Linked DNA regions of Mus musculus: region 1 is linked to region 2. Evidence: chromatin contacts called from ENCODE Hi-C or POLR2A ChIA-PET data. All regions are on one chromosome and are shown on one strand. Each heading gives the region's core, a stretch centred on a gene start or an enhancer-like site at or near the end of the contact. The rest is flanking DNA. Distances are from core to core; before and after follow the strand shown.

Region 1 (5,606 bases), core at 934-3,433, 35 kb before region 2:
ACACACATACATCACATACATACACATACATCATACTTCATACACATACACACCACACACACATACCACACACACACACCATACACATACACATATACCACATCCCCACATACCACTCAAGATACCCACACACCTTATACCACACACATACATCACATACGATACAAACACATCACATACCCACACACCATATGCCACACAAACACACATATATATACACACACAAACATATCACACACACCACATACACATACATCACACATATTTACACCATACACTTCATACACATGTGTGCACACATGTACACACACACTAAATAAGTAAATACATATATATAACTAAAACAATTCCTTCCTGCTTGCCTATGCTGTGGCTCCTTGGGCACAGCACCCCCTTCTTTGCCTCTGTATGTGTGGGCTGGACACTATGGAGAGCGGCCAGTGTTTCTGAGACTCTTTCCTTGGTGCTATTGATAATAACAGCAGCACAAAGACTATACCAGCTGTGTTACATACTGCGTGGCAGGCTCGGCTCTGAGACTCTGTGCCAACCCTTCAATTCATCCCATGGCAACTGTCCTGTGCACTTCTACAACCCACTGCACTCCAGGGCAAGCCGAGGCTCACACAGGGCTGTCTGGCACCTCTGGGTCGTCAGTTGGGTTCTTTCTCATGGGATCAAGAGTCCTTGTTTTCTGGTGAGTTTGTAGTGGAAATGCAAGGTTGACTCAGCTGGTGGACCTGACTGTCCTCTGATGAGAAAGAGGCCATTGTGGGACCAATGGAAGGAACAGGGACTGGTGACTCAGGAGAAGCTCAGGTCAAGGGTGGGGTGGATAAGAGCTCAGGGACGCAGCAGAAAGGGAACAGACCTTGAGAGGCTCTTATCTGGGCCCTGGCAAGTCCTGTGTGCCTTAGGCTCACCTCCTGTGAGGCTTGTCACTTCACCTCTCTGAGGACACTTTGCAGAGCGGATGCCAGCATTATAATAACACCAGAGATGATCTATGCCAAGTCTCAGGCACTGTGCGTGAGTGCAGACCTCAGGCCAGGGATGGTAAAGATTTTCCACCTCTTTGCGCTCGGGTGACCATCATGACAACCCCAGGGAATGGTGGCCGGCGCCAGGGCCTGACATAAGGGCGAGGAGCTCTGTGTCCCTGGCGTCACTCACTGGAGTAGCACCTCTGTGCATTTTGCCATGTCTGCATGGCACCTATGCTGTTGACTTAACATTTCTCTCTAATGCACTCACTTACAAAAATAAAGCCCTTCACTGCATTTATTTTTCAAAGAACCCTCAGAGGGCCACTTTAAACCAGCAAGCCCGCGTTCCTTCTGTGCACAGGATGAACAATCTCTACAAAAGCAACAAGAAAGATGCCATGGGAACACGGAGTGAGCTTCCGGCTGCTGAGTACCATCTCAGGATAGGCCTTGAGGCTGAAGCTTGCCCTACAGGCGGTGAAATAAGAGTGGAATGTTAAAGGCATGTTGGGTCTTCTCATACCCATGAGGTGCACACACTGAGAGAGCCGACATGTCAGGAAGGCTTCCTCTGTGAATCTTATCTCAAGGCGCCGATATCTATACTTGATGCTCAGTTTCCCCGAGTCCTGGCACTTGGGAATTTCAGGTGCCATTCTCATTCCCAAAGGATTGTAATCAGGCGATGTGTGTGTAGAAGTGACAGCCAGCTGCCTGGCACTGAGAATGGAAACCCTGGTATTGCCCCTTGATCCTGGTCAGGTTGAGAAAGCTCTTTGCAAGCTTTCTTCCCACCCAGAGAACCTGACAGCCATTGGATCAAGCCCTCTCCCTAATGGTCCCTCAGGGTCAGGCTGCCTCTCCGTACTACAGTTGGCTCATTTTCTAAAGTGGAACAGTAGCAGCCACCCGTCCAGGTTTCTGTAGACTCAACACTTGTCGCAGGTGAAGCTTTACCCACATGTGAAGGCTCATCTCTACTCTCTGCCACTCCCTGGCAGTGGACAGATTCAGTGTGGATCAGCCATTGTACCTCCCAGGAAATGTGAGCCCACACTGAAGGGCCTAGGTTCCTGACAGAGGAAGTGACTGCCATCAAGCAGGATACTGCAGTTTCCAGCCAAGGCAGCTTCTGTTTTTAGCTGGAATCACTCCTTAGCCCCCTCCCCTGGGAAGCGGGAACATGCTGCAGAAATAGCCCGTCCCAGGGGCTGCCCAAGACAAGGGCTTATTTTGACTTAGGATGCTGCTGAAGCTGTGGCAGCCTTGTCAAAATACATCTGCCTCTTCTTACGCTGCCCACGGATCTGGAGATGCAGCCAGGACCACAGTGTGGCTGCCAGAGGCTCACATCTGGAACCTGACTCTTCAGAGCTGAGGACAACGGGCTTTGGTTTCAGTGGCAATCATCTTCAGAGCTTTTCGGGGTGTGAAGGGCCATCTCCATATCAAGGTGTTCTCACTTGGGTGGATCCATGGCTGCTGTACTGGCTGGTGTTGTGTTAACTTGACACACACTGGAGTTATCACAGAAAAAGGATCATCTCTTGAGGAAATGTCTCTATGAGATCCAGCTGTGAGGCATTTTCTCAATTAGTGATCAAGGGTGGCAGGACCCATTGTGGGTGGTGCCATCCCTGGGCTGGTAGTCCTGGGTTCTATAAGAAAGCAGGCTGAGCAAGCCAGGGGAAGCAAGTCAGTAAGTAACATCCCTCCATGGCCTCTGCATCAGCTCCTGCTTCCTGACCTGCTTGAGTTCCAGTCCTGACTTCCTTTGGTGATGATCAGCAATGTGGAAGTGTAAGCTGAATAAACCCTTTCCTCTCCCAACTTGATTCTAGGTCATGATGTTTGTGCAGGAATAGAAACCCTGACTAAGACAGCTGGGGTGTCTAAGCCACTCCTCTGTGGCCCTACAGTGGGGATGCAGTAGAGGAGGGTAAGCTGGGTGCCCAGGGAGGCCTGATTTGCTGTAATGGAGTCTCCCTCCTAGTCAGCTCCTGTGCATCCTGAAGCTGCATTAGTCCTCTTTCTCCCTGCAGGCCGTTTCTCTTGTGATTGTTTCCCAGGGGCCCACACAGTTTTTGCCCTGAGCAGGACTACTCCCTAATGCAAAGTCACCAAGACCCTCCTGTTGACTCATCTTGCTCTCCCAACTCTGAGATGCAGGGCCAAGTGGATGCTAACCAATAATGATGAGCAGCACTCCTGTGTACTTCAGTGAGGACGGTGCCACTCAAACCCTTGGAGGAGGTTTCTTACTTCCAGGGTGATAGAAAAGAGTGGGACAGCCACCTGCCGCAGGCTCCCCACCAGGGAGGTACTCTGGGCTCCCCCAGCTCCCAGGGATGTTACCTTTGGATTCCCGAATGTGTGTGGCCTCATTCATCTCTCTTCCTCTTGGCATTTCTCATTCACCCTGCCTTCAGCCTTCTTCACGCTCCATGCGTCACCCTGAAGCCCCCTAGGTGTGTCTTCCAGCCTCTGCCTAGCTCCCTGATCTCTTGCTTTCCTGCCTGATTTTTTTTGTCCTCTGCTTGAGCCACCTCTGCAAGCTCAGCTCAGACTCTTCTTGAAAAAGTCTGTCAGCAACTTTCACCTTTCTAGGTAGCACTTCCCAAAGTGGCCTCTCCAGGGAGGTAAATGGGGACAGGGGTGTTGGTGCAGCTAAGGGCCTGTGGGGTCGGGGGAGTCTGTTTTTGGTAGCTGAGGCTTTTTTTCAGGGTGACTCTCATCTACTTATCCAATCGATAGTTGCTCTGGCCAAAGCTCTGATAGCCAAAAAAAAAAAAAAAAAAAAAAAAAAAATCTCAGGAGAGTTAAAAAAAAATAGATGGATGAAAAGGAAGAGCAAGCCAAAACAAATCAAAGCAACACACTTGTGGATACTCTCTGGGCCTCCTGAGGCCCGCCCGCCTGCCTTCGGCCCACTCGCCTCCTGCCTGGTGCACTTGTCTCAGTGTTCTAACCATGCCAGCATGCCTGGCCCTGTGGCTGAACCCTCTAGCAGGGAAAGAGAGTAACGGAGGCAGGTAAACAAGGAGGAAGACCCTTGCTCTCCTCTTGCCCTAAGGGCCCTAAGTTTGGCTGGTGTTAAACCCACCAGGTCTGATGGATTGCAAAGGAATCTTTAGATAGACTCTAAAAATTTTTGTTTGTGAACCTCAGAATGTTAATCAGCCCTGCCGCAGATGTCTGCCGTATTACATCACTGCTCAGTCTGGATGAGTGGCAGGACCCTGTGTTAGGGCTGTACACTTATTTGCATGTGGCCCATTTGGTGCACTGCCCATCCCCGGTCCATTCAGTAGTAAACAGATGGCGTGAAGAAAGACCTCACAAGGAACGCATGCTTCCTGCACTTTCAGACATGTGGTCACCCCACCTCCCCCCACTGCAGAGCCGCTACCACAGACAGCCTCGGAGGGACTGGCAACAGAGAGCTCATTGTATAGTTTACGGCCAAGGACAGAGCCTTGGAGGATTGAGGGCCTGTCCGGGATACCGTGCTGGAAAGTAGCCACACTAAGAGGCCTCCTGTGGGCGAAACTATCCCCCTGGCTCTTTTCATGCAAGGACTCAGGCAGGACCAGATCATACACCCATCAACCTCTGTCATCTCTTCTCTTGAGGTGCCTTCAGCTGCAGCACCCTAGGTTCAGGAATCTGATCTGTGCACATGTCTTCTCCAGACTGATGCCCCTCGAGTTCAACAAAGTCCTGTGAGCACATTTGCACTGGAGTGTGTATGTACGAGCCAAGGGACCCATATTTCTTGACCTAAGGAGGCTTCCCATCCTTTGGAAGACAGTCCCTGAGGTCCTATCATGAGACTCACCATCAGGCCCGATGAGCCCACTCTCCCCTCGCGGCTGGAGGGTGGTTAGCTTGCTAGTCACCACACAAAGGACACTACTGTGAGCCCATTGAGGAGATAGCTGATGGCAGTGGACAGATTAGCAGTACCCAATGAGCAATAGATTTCTGTTTATACTCCTGACATGTGGGTGCCCTTGTCACACGAACCAACAGCCTTTTCTCTTAGCTGTAGACCTCTGCTTTAAGGCCTCTGTCGTTATAAAACCACCACCGGTAGGATGCGAAGCCCCACGTGACTTGAATACCCACATGACTCTGAGTCCCCTACTCTCTGTCCTCACGTACCCACCCCACTCCAGAGACTCAGGCTCCTTGTTGAATTGCCAGGCTTGGTCCTGCCCCAGGACCTTTGCATTTGCTGTTGCTTTGCAGGGGGCTCTCCTTCCCTACACCTTTGTTTGCCTGGCCCCTCCATACCTACCTCCTGGCTTCAGTGATCTTTTACCAGTGTGATCACCGCACCGTTTGCTTGATTGGGAAGCACCGTGTCACTTCCAATCACCGTGCTCTGTTTTTGCAGCACCTCTGCTGTCTAGAGTGATTTCTGTCTCTGTTTAAATATATTTGTTTGCATTTCCATGAGGAGAGGAGGCTCAGGCCCTACCCAGTCCACTGCCCTAAGAATCATCTGCTACTGGCACTACCATGCACCGGCTTACCCTCGCTCTCCGGGTCCATTCCTCAGTCATGGTGGCACACTTGATGCTCCAGCTGCCCCCTGTTCTCTGGACTCCATGTTTC
Region 2 (6,445 bases), core at 3,275-5,774:
GGGCTAGCCTGGGCTCTGAGCTAAGGAACTCCTACAGTGTCCCCACTCCTTCAGTGCTTCCTTAGTCAAGGGCTATCTTGATCTCTCTGACTCCTGTACATTTTGCTTATAGTGCTCCACAGTTTGTACCTATCAGGAAGATTTGTTTCACTGTATCATCTTTAATATAGATGCCTTTTAGAAAAGGAACACAGATTCATTTTAAGCAACAATCCAGTATGGACCCTTCTTGATTTACTATGGGGTCCTATCCTGATAAATTTATTGTAAATCGAGAATATTGGAAGTAGAATCACATTTAAACACCTTCTTTATGGAATGCCCCAGATTAGCACTGCAGATCATGGTGGAGGATTGTGTTTCTCTTTGTAACTGGGTGGCTGACTAGGACCTGGGCTCTCTGCCATTGTTGGGCAGTGCTGGAGACAGGTTCACACAGCATACTGATAGTCCAGGAAAAGATCACAGTTCGAGATTCCAAGTATTACTCTGTGTGTGTGTGTGTGTGTGTATGTGTATGTGTGTGCGTGCGTCAGAGGACCACTTTGGTGTGGCTCCTTAAACACTGTCCACATTTTAAAGAACCGCGTTTGTTTATTTATTTTCTTTTTTTCCTATTTAAAGATTTCTTTATTGATATATGTGAGTACACTGTAGCTGTCTTCAGACACACCAGAAGAGGGCATCAGATCTCATTACAGATGGTTGTGAGCCACCATGTGGTTGCTGGGATTTGAACTCAGGACCTTCAGAAGAGGAGTCAGTCCTTTTAACTGCTGAACCTTCTCTCCAGCCCTATTTATTTCTTATTTGTTCATTTGTGTGCTTATGTAGAGGTCATGGAGACCCCTTTGGGTGTTGATTCTCTCTTTCTACCATACAGGTTTTGGAGACTAAACTCAGGCTGTCATGAATGGGCATGCCTCCTCTCTCACTGAGCCATCACACTGGCCTAGGCTGACATCAAACTCATGCTCCTCTGGCCCCTGCCCCATTACCATGTTCTACCAGTGTGTCATCACAACTGGCTATTTTTTTTAATCCCCTTTTGTTTCTTTCGCCTAGGTCCAGGCCCTTGCTTTGCCTCAGTGAGTGGGCTTTGCTCCAGGCCCACATTCATAAGAAAGCTGAGTGATGAGAAGAAAACAGGAACACAAAGTTTTGACCATGATTGGTGTTTTATGTAGATTATTGCCCCCCTCCTCCCAGGCTTTATTCATTCCCCACCTCCACGATGTATGCCTTACTAGGTACTATTCATTTACTTGGCAATTCTCGTTGTACTGATTTGCCTTTTTTTAAAAAATGCACAATTTTATCCTCGAAGAAAACGCTACATTATTTCCATAAATCAGAGTTTGATATATGGCTTCCACATTTCCAATATGCATCGATTGTGAGCTGATATAATAACAAACACGCATCTGTATACCACCCAAAGTCATCTCGCATGGCGACAATCCTGTGCATGCCAGCCTTCGGGATGCTGCATCTCAGCTAAGGCAGCCCACACTCCTGGGAGGATGCTCTACAGACGAGAATGAAGAGATGGGAAAGCTTCCTTCCTGAGTTCCAGGCTGGGGAGGGTGAGGGATGTTTACCTATGGGTGTTTAAGCCTTTTCAACTCCAGTGCTTTTCACATATATGTCTTTTTAAGTCCAAAGACGCCTTTAAAAATAAAACTGTACGGGAGTCCAGTATATAATACGATGAAAGCAGAGATTTGTGATTAAAACGGGCCTGGGAAGTCATGGCTGCTTTTGGGGGGCTTCCCTTCCACCAACGTTGTTCTATTAATGTCTCCTGACACCCTTTCTCAGAAGCTTGTGACTCATAAGGACATCAACAAACCCACATCTGTTCCTGTCCCTTGGTCCTATTTAATTCAACTTTCTTTGTAGACTCCTGAGGGTCTGTGCTGTCCTTCCTGGTTCTTTGCTTTTGGACTCTGGCCACCTTGGTATTTTGAAATGTTTCGTCTTGACATCTTGAAATACCCTGGGAGTGCTGGCTTTCTAAGCCTTGCTCTGACCACATCGCTCATACATCAGCCACTGATATAACTGTTGAGTTGAGATCTGGCCTTACAGCATGAGGAAGACCCCCAAATGATGTTCTAAGGATATTTCAGGGCATCTCAGAGAGGACCAGGGCCATATTCAAGACTAAAGGAAGTGTGCAGTAGTGTTGGTATGGTTGAAGGTACAATGAGGTGGCCTATCATTAGAAATATTTACGACTTATTGAAATTCTGTCCAGATCTTCCCATGTTTTTAAACCAATGGGTTCCTGTCTTACTGGGCCAAGCTCCCCTTAGGAGCTCCCACTTCATAGGGATCAGGACCTCTAAGTTAGGGGATCAAACGAGCTCAGCAATGAGAGGAGAAAGCAAGCTGAGGTCAGGAGCCAGGCAACTGCTGGGATGAAGATGTGGGCTGTGAGTGATCTGTGACTATGACTCCAGAGTGACAGAGACACTGCTGAAAGGAACAGTGTCTCAAGACCATGGTAGAGATGGGCTAAGACCTCTGGCATCATAGCATGGATGGCAGCCATCATCTCAGAGGCAACTGGCTCAACCACTACTCAGAATGCAAGGGGCCCTGAAAAAAGACAGATATCTGGGGAATAAATGAGTTTGGGGTGAGCAGGACACTCACATTGCATTTTGGGCCTATGTCTTTCTCCCACACCAGTGAAACCCCATAAGAGAAACGATCTTCTAGTTTTCCTGCCCACTTTGTGCCCTCTTACACACTGGGCACAATTACATACCTCTGCACAAATCCAACCAAGTCAGCCAACTCTAGCAGGGGGACACTTGCTGTGTACTTCTGCTTATTTATCCTAAGCCAGACTGTCATCAAGAAAGAGAGTCCAGCAGTGAACAGGAGATGCTCATGACTCTCCAGGAGGGCTTTTGCTTTGCATCAAGATTCCAGTCGCAACATTCCCTGAGCGCAACACTTCCTGCACGTGAATGACTAGAGAGGGGATCCTCTGCTTCTGACCTTCTTCCCAAGGTTTGCTATAGTTGTCTGAATGCTGGCGCCTGGCTGTAGAGCCTTTAGGAGATGGGGCCTACCTGGTGGAAGGTCCCTGTGTGTGTCATAGGTCCCCATCCAACCCCCATCCTTCACCAGGTGGACAGCTGTTACCTCATATGCCTGCTTCTGAAGAGAGGGCAGCTCCCACCACTACACTGTTCATACTGGGGTGGGGGAGTGGTAGAGGGGATCGACAACTGGAATCTCTATGACCAGGAGCCCAAATAATCTGCCCCTCCTGAGGTGGCTGGCAGGGGATCTATTGTAGTGACTATTATCCTTTTCAGCCACCTCCTGAAGGATGTATGCCTCAGCAGCTCAGACTGCAGAGCTGGCTGGCCCCTCCCCCTTTAGGGTCGGCTTTGTAAGGGTCTTGAGTCCTTCAGTCTCAGTCAGATGTTTATGTACCCACAAGCCTTCACGAAACACCCAGGACAGACCTGCTCCGTACTACTCAGACATTATTTCATTTAATCCCCCATGACAATTAAATTGTCTAGGTCTCTGGGTAATCAATATAAATCTAGAGACATTTAAGTGGCCAGCTAGAATGTAACTGAGCCCCTCTTTGTGTCTCTTCCTCCTGTCTGTTAGAATAACTGGATACATTGTGGTCCCCAGTGCTTAAAGAGACACATTGTATATAGAGAGGGAAAGAGAGGAGGATTAATGGTGTTTTATGGAAGGGCTGAATCCCACCTGACTAGTTTATTAGAATTCTTTGAGAAGTGAACTATATAGGGAGATAAATGATGACTTTCACAAAAAGCCTTTGTTAAGTTTCCATCCCAAAGCCTATTAATAAAATTGATTCATTATAGAATTGGGCAGAAGTGGGTGGCAAGTAGGAGGGAGCCTATTTTTATATGGATAGAGAACTGGCATAGAGACAAGAAGGAACGTGGAGATAACGGAGAACTAAGGTTCTCCAGGAATTGCTACTGAGTTAGGTTTGACTCTAGCTCAGTCCACAGGCACTGAGCACACAGTTTGTGCGAGCCCTGATCCAAACACAGGGCAGTTCAAGTAAGAAAGATTCTGCTTAGCTCTGCACTTAGAGGAGCCAAGGAAGGCAGTGCTGAGAGACCCTCATGCTGGGACAGGATGCTCTTCAGGGGAGCTGCAGAAGGTGGCTAGGGAGCGAAAGATCTGCTGGCTATGGTCAACAGGCTGGTAATCGTATCAGTTCTGTCATGGACTCTCTGTGGAACACTGGGAAGGTCCCTAACCCTCCTCAGTCTCAGGTTTTTCTTTTTTTAGTTGTAGAGTGACATGTTGGCTTGCATGGCCTGGGAAGGTGGACTGCTCTGGGTGGAGGAAACACCAAAGGGAGAGTTTCCCTTTCTCATAACGGAAATGCCCTCTCTATCTCTGTTCTGCGATGGGATTTCTCTCCCTCGCCCCTCCCCCATCTATGAGGCAGAGAGCCACGAGGCTGTGGTGCTGGGGCTCAGAGCCCAGCCTGGGATTCCTCAGTTGTCTGTGAATGACTCAGTGTCGGAAATAGCTCCCATCTGGAGGAGCCATGGTATCTATAGTGTTCAAGCGATCCCTGTAACCACACACACTCTTTCTGTGCAAATATGTGGATCACTGTATGCTAAATATGAGGTGGCCTGGAGACGGTTCCTCCTCTTAAAAAGACTATTTGCTATGAAACTCGAGGCTGTTTATTTAAAGAAACAAGTTTACAACTATGCACGTTGGATCACTGGTGGTGGGTGGTGGGGAAGAGACATCGAGGATGGAAGGAGGCTAGAGGTGGGGGTGATTAAGCTTGGCCTGCTAACCTGCGGGAGAGCTGAGGTCGGCTGCTTCATCCATGGTCCTTCTGTCTTTGCAGAAGCAGGAAATGGACACCAAGATGAGGGGATGAGGGCAGAGAGGAGGAGGGAGAGGAGGAGGGTGCTGTGAGTCAGCAGAAAGAGCAAAGAGCCGGTGGTGACCCAGTCCCACCTTCTTTTTCCCACACAGGACTCATCAGTTGCCTCATTCATCTGTTAAACACGGACCGTGGCGTCCCCGTCTGCACGGGCTCCTGAACCACCGACAAGAACAGTAGATAGGAACTCAGCCTTAGCCACCTGCCATCCCTGTGCACTGGACTGTTCTCTGAGCTTCAGTTTTCTCATCTGGAACCAGTCAGGAGAACGCCCACCTTGGGCTTTAAGAGGAAGTGTTTGATAGGATAATATACCAAAGATGAAGCCCGAACCATCGAACCATCCCCTGACCGAACCATCTCACTCCGACTTAGAAGAGGATGAGTAACCCCCCCCCCCCTCTGCCATCTTAGTCCCAGGCCAGAGGCTCCCGGAGTGGTTATGACCTTGGGCAGTGCCCTTACCTGTGCTTCCTGGATGAGCTGGGATGCAGGAGAGTCAGACACCAAGCAGAGTAGATAGCACAGCAGAGATGCTTAACTTCCTAGAGAAGGAGAGAGGGTTTGGAGTTAGTTGAGAGTACAGCCAGGGGTTGGGCTTCCTAAGTGAACATGACATCCAGTGTCCTCAGTCACTGTGATCTCCATCCAAGGCTGCCACTGCTTTTTATCAGTTCCAGCAAAGGGCTGGGTAGGATGGGCCTCTGTCTGGCATCAGATCAAACTCCTGGCTCCTTCTCCACTTAACCTGCTAGCTGTTGCCCATCTTGTTTACTGGCTCAGGAAATGCTTGGGTGGTACCACCAGGGTATCTGGTGTCAACAGATACATTCTGTTGTCAATCATGTCTGGTTTCTAGTCCTGGCTTTGGGGATATCTACTGCATCTCCCCGCATCTCTGCTTCCTCTTCTGTATAATGGGGCTTTAATGGTGCCTACCTCCTGTGTGCCAGCTGGATCCTGGCTGCAGAGGCACATAGATGAGAGCCCCTTAAATCCTAATTACATCCCTCACTTCAGTCCTGGTGGTGCCAATCTTGCTGCAAGATGCCAGCATTGGCTCATCTGTGTCTGTTCCCAGGCCTTTCCCAAGGTCTGGCAATGTCAGCATCTCGCCAGTGTTTGTTGACTGAGCCTGCTCCCATGGTCTGGTAGACCTGTCTTTACACACTGAGGATTAGAGAGGTCCAATTTAACGGAGAGCAGAGGTGGGGGGGCAGTTGACGTGATGGTCCAGTTCACATGGAGGTATGCATGGAGCTCGGATCCCAACCCATAGCCCATAAACTGTCTGTCCAGCTGCTGAACTCAGGGCCTGGTGGGCCTCTTCTTGGCCGAGCACCAGATGTAGGCTATTGAGGGGGGGGCTGCAACATCTTACCCAGTTCCTCCCAGTGCAACCTATCACTTCCTCCTGGACTCTCTCTGTCTTCTTTCCAGTAACAGTCCTACTTCAGGTACAATGGTCATTTAACAAAGTGGGGGCTGAGGTTCAGAGGACCACTGACCCCTCTC

Evidence for each region. A loop is a pair of places that touch in the nucleus more often than their neighbours do. ChIA-PET counts read pairs that join two places held with the same protein, here RNA polymerase II (POLR2A).
Region 1: a loop to region 2 is called in a map of v-Abl transformed pro-B cells, with 2.3 times the contacts of the local background. The contact joins two enhancer-like sites. A Hi-C loop is called at or near these places in 2 of 37 maps with a recorded cell type or tissue (adrenal gland and v-Abl transformed pro-B cells). POLR2A ChIA-PET finds 5 or more read pairs at or near these places in 2 of 5 experiments (Patski and embryonic stem cell).

What each region holds. Positions count from the first base shown.
Region 1 is chr13:54,344,803-54,350,408 of GRCm38, reverse strand. All of the region lies in intron 1 of LOC115488208 (a long non-coding RNA gene), which reads left to right. It also overlaps a transcript of Cplx2 not described here. Among named protein-coding and RNA genes, the nearest start is that of Gm52068, 13 kb to the right of the region's middle. Within about 2 kb of position 2,183, at least 1 of the 3 ENCODE cell types and tissues checked has a DNase peak (open chromatin) inside an H3K27ac peak, as active enhancers do.
Region 2 is chr13:54,311,055-54,317,499 of GRCm38, reverse strand. The region is part of intron 2 of LOC115488208 (a long non-coding RNA gene); the gene reads left to right. It also overlaps a transcript of Cplx2 not described here. Among named protein-coding and RNA genes, the nearest start is that of Gm52068, 20 kb to the left of the region's middle. Within about 2 kb of position 4,524, at least 2 of the 3 ENCODE cell types and tissues checked have a DNase peak (open chromatin) inside an H3K27ac peak, as active enhancers do.